2 separate regions of the Homo sapiens genome follow, and region 2 is linked to region 1. Evidence: chromatin contacts called from ENCODE Hi-C or POLR2A ChIA-PET data. All regions are on one chromosome and are shown on one strand. Each heading gives the region's core, a stretch centred on a gene start or an enhancer-like site at or near the end of the contact. The rest is flanking DNA. Distances are from core to core; before and after follow the strand shown. Region 1 holds the start of CD101-AS1 (CD101 antisense RNA 1). Region 2 holds the start of PHGDH (phosphoglycerate dehydrogenase).

The links. A loop is a pair of places that touch in the nucleus more often than their neighbours do. ChIA-PET counts read pairs that join two places held with the same protein, here RNA polymerase II (POLR2A). Pooled maps may share reads with other maps.
Region 2: a map of OCI-LY7 shows a loop between it and region 1 (8-fold over the local background). The contact joins the promoter of PHGDH here to the promoter of CD101-AS1 in region 1. A Hi-C loop is called at or near these places in 1 of 168 maps with a recorded cell type or tissue (OCI-LY7) and 2 of 50 pooled maps. POLR2A ChIA-PET finds 5 or more read pairs at or near these places in 1 of 52 experiments (WTC11).

The regions. Positions count from the first base shown.
Region 1 is chr1:117,057,820-117,061,374 of GRCh38, forward strand. CD101-AS1 (CD101 antisense RNA 1) reads right to left here and starts at 1,671. Exons shown (of 4, transcript NR_110786.1): 1 at 1,554-1,671. It overlaps TTF2 (transcription termination factor 2), which reads left to right and starts at 2,507. Exons shown (of 23, transcript NM_003594.4): 1 at 2,507-2,555; 2 at 2,636-2,738. The coding sequence starts at 2,528. RefSeq lists a silencer at 1,578-1,627 and an enhancer at 2,048-2,207.
Region 2 is chr1:119,710,047-119,713,183 of GRCh38, forward strand. It overlaps PHGDH (phosphoglycerate dehydrogenase), which reads left to right and starts at 1,888. Exons shown (of 12, transcript NM_006623.4): 1 at 1,888-2,114. The coding sequence starts at 1,977. LOC105378937 (a long non-coding RNA gene) reads right to left here and starts at 1,800. Exons shown (of 3, transcript XR_947757.4): 1 at 1,688-1,800. RefSeq lists enhancers at 1,680-2,209, 1,691-1,740, 1,881-2,160, 2,211-2,300 and a silencer at 2,441-2,540.

The sequences.
Region 1 (3,555 bases), core at 421-2,920:
ACATTATTTTGAATAAATCAAGCTTTAAGGAAAAACAAACTCTAAACTTTACTCAAAATAGAGATCCATAAAGCACATTCTCCCAAGGTCTCTCCGGGGGTCTGTAGGCTAATTAACAATATAAATTTAAAATATAAATTAAGAATAAAAATTAATACACATACACCAATACATGTGTATATTTTGAAAAGTGTATGTTGTATAATTCATTATTATTTATTTCAATAGGCATAAGTTTTTTTTTAAGAGACAAAGTTTCACTCTGTCACCAAGGCTAGAGTGCAGTGGCACAATCACAGCTCACTGTAGCCTCAAACTTGTGGGCTCAAGCCATCCTCCCACCTCAGCCTCCTGAGTAGCTAGGACCGCAGGTGCCCACCACCATACTCAACGGGCATAAAAATTAATTTTAAAAATGTTTCCAGTTATGACCATCTTTCGTCCAATCTCAAACTTATTTTTTTCAATCTTGTAAATATGATGAGGTGGAATAAGTTGTCCAGGGACTTAACATTTTGATCTAGTATATTTTTAATTTATGGAAGAAATATTCCTCCTGTCTGTGATTTGGCTGTGCACACTTTTGTGAGGTTGGACTGGAGATACCGACTTGGGTACTTGCAGAGGAGGAGCTTCTTCCTTAACGGGATATTTAAGAGGCCCCGATTTTGCCTTGTTTCGAAAATTATTCAAGAAATAATTAATTACCATGCCCCTCTTTCTGCAAATCCTGTATTCATGGTATACTACCTCCAATACAGCATCTATTAAACATGTACAAATACATCATTTGCAAGAATAACAATCTTGGAATAATGAAAATGCTTCTACCTATTTGTTGTTCCTGTCTTATCTCTAAGTTCATCTAAGTTTCGGAAGGGTAGTTATGTATAAAGGAACTTCACTTTGGAAATTCCATTTTTCTCTAGTCCTAGAGAGTTACTGCTAACTCCATTCATTTTGACATTTAAATACTATTTTATATTGTTATTTAAGTGTTCAACATGTACTAGTTCAGTCTCCTCAAAATACTGAGTAAGTTCCTTGTGCTTAGAATAGTTGTTTCAAACTTTGTGTGTGTGAATGAATGAATTTTACATTTCTCAAGCACCTAGTCCACAACGGGCACAAAAAAGCTATTTAGTAAGTACTGTTTAATTAATAAATGATACCTCAGGTTTGTCTCCCTTCCTCCGGATCCCCATAACATGTACATTTATCACATCGCCCAGATTTCCTAGACATTACAGATTTTCTGTTCTACGGCCCCCATAAGAACAGTGCAGGTGCCACACCATATGTCTGGGACATATGGTCCTCAATAGCTGCAATATGAAACTATTTCTATTGCAATAAATCTAATATCTATTCCTCTCTGTTTACTAATAGTTTTGATTACAACTTCAAATTTTAAAAATCGAGGATGAAGTTAAATAGAAGGGAACTGTCCCCTTTCTTCTATTTAACCTCGTCTTCGATTTTTAAAATTACAAAAGCATAATAGTAAAAAAAAGTTTGACAATACAAAATGATAAAGTAAAATTCGCCTTCACCAAAAGTCATCTATTTCCCCTTCTGTGGTTTCCACGTTGCGGCTGGTAACTCGGGGCTTCCACGCTGGGCGAGCCTAGAGAACATCCAGTACACACAGGAAGCAGCAGCGCGGGCCAAATGGCGCTGAGACCTGCGCACCTGTCCACGGACCGCCCACTCGCCAACTCTGACCTTGGGTGAGTCTCTCAAACTTGAGTCTCGGAATCTTCCACAAAATGCTACCCATCTCACCAGGTCGAGTGAGGAGGGTCGTGTTATGTGTAAGCACTTTGTGAAATCTAAAGCACGAGGCAAACGTAAAGCATTGTAGGGGGTCCTAGAGAAGTCTTTGTGCCTGCCTATCAGAGCCGTTTCAGTTCCCCGCAGCAGCTTCCAAGGACCTCCCACCATGCCCGCCGCTTCGGCTCCTGCACTGCAAATCTCGCGGCTCGGCCTGCAGCGGCGGCTTCCCCTGGCCTCCCACCCCAGCGACTGAGCGCGGAGCCCAGCGCGCACGAGCGCCAGCCTGGCTCAGAGACACCCACGAAGCCAGGGCCTTTCAGCGCCTGCTAACTGGCGCTACCCCTAGGGCCGCCTCTCGGTTTTAAACGTAAACAAGAGTTGCCCTTCCGTCTTCCAAGACCTGCAAATCGAAGCTTCTTTTCCTCCAGAAGCCCCGCCACCTTCTAAGCTTCTCCCCAGCCTCAGCCACGCCCCAGCCTGCAAAAGCCGGGTCCTTTACGCCCCCTGGCTCCGTATTTGATTTCGGCGCGCGCCATACCTGAGGGCAGCTGTGATTGGTTGGAGGTGAGCGAAGTTCCTATATGATTGGCTGATAGCGGCTAGGACGGGTGAAGGCCAAGGGCGGAGAATTATGGGAGGGATTAAGACTGCAAGAGCTGAGTGATGGTTGGTTCCTGAACAAAGAGGGCGGAGTAAAAGGCGGAAGCAGAATTGGGGGCGGGGCTTTGTGGAACTTGGGGGACCCAGCGAAATGGAAGAAGTTAGGTGTCCAGAGCACGGTAAGGGGCTAGGGTCTCAGCGTCCCGGGGCCTGTTGATTTAGCGTGGCGTAATCGTTGTTCACTTTCTTCTCTCTTCAGGGACTTTCTGCTTTCTTAAGACCGGCGTCCGCGATGGCCCGAATAAAGGAAAGAGCTTCTACGTGTGCCGGGCAGACACGTGCAGCTTCGTGCGGGCCACCGAGTAGGTCTGGAGCTGGGCCCCACTCCCTGTGGCTGCCCGGGGCCTCCCGAGAGGAGCTTCCCGCTCCCCGCTGTCGGGCGTCACAGGGCCGAGGAGTGGTGGGGCCCTAGTTTGCGGTGTCAGGACCCTTTAAGCAATTGGTGATCCCAGGGCAGCGTGGCGTGTTCGGAAGACGCCCAGCTAATTCTGGCTGTGTGACCCGAGGCTGGTTACCCCCCTCTCTGGGCCGATGGTTCCCCTACCTGTAAAATTGAGGATCCGGTGTTTTCCAGCTCTGGGTTTCTATTCACTTGACAGGCCTTAACCACTCCCTTCTCCTGCCCAGACAGTCCCTCCCCCTTTAAAGGAGTAAGGACACACAGCAGACATAGTGGAAAATAATTTGTCCCTGTTTTGCACTAGTTTTAGGCCCGACGGTTTTTTTTAAATGTTTGAGCTTAAAACACTCTAGTGATTAGTTGTTAGCCTTCTTATTTTTAAGTAGGATTCTCTGCATCTAAATGGTGAAATTGATAATTCAAAGAAATTAGCGCTGGAAGAAACAACGGAGGGCCTGGCGCGGTGTGTGACGCCTGTAATCCCAGCACTTTGGGAGGCGAAGGCGAGCGAATCGCTTGAGCCCAGGGGTTCGAAACCAGCCTGGGCAACATGGTGAAATCCCGTCTCTACGAAAAATTAAAAAAAATTGTCTAGGCATGGTATCACACGCCTGTAGTCCCAGCTACTCGTGAGGCTGAGGTGGGAGGAGAGAGTCAGAAATGTTAAGCATCTTCTCTAAAGTGAGGAAAGTTAATAGTTTGTCAAGTGTTAATGTTTT
Region 2 (3,137 bases), core at 638-3,137, 2.7 Mb after region 1:
TAACGGTTTAGAAGTGTCTTTTATTGTGTGGCTTGGATCTGTTTAAAAAGTAGGTGGGTCATAAATAATAAATAAAGAAAACAGGTGATCAGGCTTAGGAGGCCCTCTGGGTTGTGCGTTCAGACAGTATCCAAGAAGTTTGACTTGGTGTGAAAGGGTGGGATTACATGTTAATGATAGCAGGGTTTAGATTCTACACTGAAAGGAAGCAGTTAGTGAGCCCTGGGAGGAGTTGAAGGAAAGCAGTTACAAAAATGGATGCTTCCCAAGACCCTCCATTAAGCCTCCTGGGATAGGTCCCCTGTCTGTCCCTAGACTCCAGGGTACTGCTGGGCACTTCAAGAGAGACAGAGAATTTGAATACTCATGAGTCTTGGAATGTAGGAATAACAATTCATCCGAACAAGCAAACATGATAGACAATTTTTTTTTTTACCCACTGAGGACATTGTGTCTAAAAATCTGATTTGTGCCCAGGAATTATCTGTATAGAATTTTCATTACTTTATAGAATTGATATTGCATAGTTCTGTAGGATAAGGATCTAGCACTTGAGTTATGAATAGCTCAGGATGACATAACACACAATGGTTAGTTGGACTGGATATGTCCATAAAGCTGAATTCTAATTCAACTATGAGCATCTCTGATTCTGCTTCTGATTCTAGGTGACTTTAATCCCAAATTGAATTTTCTGACATTTCTGTAAAATGGGGCATGAGAGAGCACGTCGGTTATGGGGTTTAAATATAAAAGAGTTAAGAGCTGAGAAGTGCCTCCTTGGTCAATTAAACCACACTGACATCCCGTTTTCCTTTTCTTCTTTTTCATAATTAGAGAGGAAGTGGAGGGAAAGGAAATAAATAACTTTAACAAAGTATGCCTAGTTTAAATGCACCAGGTCCCCGCTCTTTTATAAACTCATAATTCTCATTGCATCACTAATTTGAAATTAATCACAGCTCCTTGGTGTCTCAGAAAGCTTCCTATTGCTTTTCACTACGTAACTTTCCAAGTCTGTGTGTTTGGTACTCTAGGATGTTAGGCCACCAGAGGAAAGAGGATGTATCTTTTTTTTTTTTATACTTTAAGTTTTAGGGTACATGTGCACAATGCGCAGGTTAGTTACATATGTATACATGTGCCATGCTGGTGTGCTGCACCCATTAACTCGTCATTTAGCATTAGGTATATCTCCTAATGCTATCCCTCCCCCCCTCCCCCCACCCCACAACAGTCCCCAGAGTGTGATGTTCCCCTTCCTGTGTCCATGTGTTCTCATTGTTCAATTCCCACCTATGAGTGAGAATATGCGGTGTTTGGTTTTTTGTTCTTGCGATAGTTTACTGAGAATGATGATTTCCAATTTCATCCATGTCCCTACAAAGGACATGAACTCATCATTTTTTATGGCTGCATAGTATTCCATGGTGTATATGTGCCATATTTTCTTAATCCAGTCTATCATTGTTGGACATTTTCTTTTTGATAGTCGAATTCCCTTCAACGTCTAGCACAGTGCCTTGCACATTTACCCACTCAAAAAAAATTTCGTAAGGAATTAATAAATGAATCCTTAGGAGGAAAAGTGAAAATGAAGTTTTTCTCTCAGGATGAGGTGTATTTCTCCGTTCATTTCAGATATGCATCAGCTAGTCAGCGTAAATTGTGCTTTTTATATGCTCACCAGGTGTAGGTAAGAGCTTTGGCTGAGATGGAGAAATTCATCGCGGGAGGATAATAAAGCGGGCAGGGATTTGGCAACCTCAGAGCCGCGAGGAGGAGGCGGAGTCGCGGAGAGTTTGAGTATTTCCGTCCAATCAAAAGGAGACTGTAAGAGGAGGAGGAGGAGGAGATGACTGGGGAGCGGGAGCTGGAGAATACTGCCCAGTTACTCTAGCGCGCCAGGCCGAACCGCAGCTTCTTGGCTTAGGTACTTCTACTCACAGCGGCCGATTCCGAGGCCAACTCCAGCAATGGCTTTTGCAAATCTGCGGAAAGTGCTCATCAGTGACAGCCTGGACCCTTGCTGCCGGAAGATCTTGCAAGATGGAGGGCTGCAGGTGGTGGAAAAGCAGAACCTTAGCAAAGAGGAGCTGATAGCGGAGCTGCAGGTAAGGCGAGAGAGAGAAAATTGAGGTCTCTAGGGCAACCTCCATGGAAAAAGGCTGGCTGCGCCCAGGCCAGCGCGCCCCCCTCGCATGCACCCCGTATCAATTAGTTCCGGGGCCTCCTGAGATTGGGGGGTAGAGAAGAACGGGGGCGGGAGGAGGCAGAAAGAGGGAAGAACAAACGGCGGCGAGATGCAAACTTTTCTTTTAGTTTGCAACCGCGTCTTTCACGTTGGCATGCCTCCGCTAGCATTGCAAAGTGCGGGCTGCTCCAACTGGTCCTGCAGGCTGCTCGCGGATGCCAGCGCGGGATGCCAGCGCGGCGCCCCAGCGCCTTAGCGCGCAATTGTTCTGGCAGCCTCGCGCCGCCTCTCCCCCAACCCCCAACCGCCTCCGCGCGGGGCGATCGGGAGAGGGGCCCCAAAGTGGCTTCTTTGCGGGGAACCCAGGGACTGGCGATTCTTCCCAACCAAGTTCTGGGCCGCCCCGCCGATTCTAGCCTGCCTTGGCGGTGGCGGGGTTGGGGGGGTCGGGGGGCGGGGGGAAGCTGGCGGAGACCCAACCAGTCTGGTGGCTGCTGGGGCAGCTGGAGGGGAAGGCAGCCCTCGTAAGGCAGCAAACACGTACCCGCCCCTCGTCTGATGCAAGACTGCTCCGTGCTTTCGCCGCCCCTCTGCCTCCTGGGAGCCTTCGGAGGAAAGGGAGGCGGGCGGGGAGCGCTGGGGTCCAGATTTAGCCTCCTCCCCACCTTTGGTTTATCGCTGGTTGGGAGTGACCAGACTCGACTAGAATCCGATCCCAAACGCTCCCAGATGATTTATAGTCTTAGCAAATTTTTATCTCCTTTTGTTGTGATATATAATTAATCTACTTCAAATCTTTATCCACCGTGTTTGAAAAGGCCTGCTGGGCCTGGTGGCCTTGTCCGGAATATTTATTTTGTGAACTCTTCACTCCAGTGCCTGCACTTTCGACCTCTGTAGTCGACCCAGCTGCCCAGTCTCTACCTCACCTGATCCAGTATAT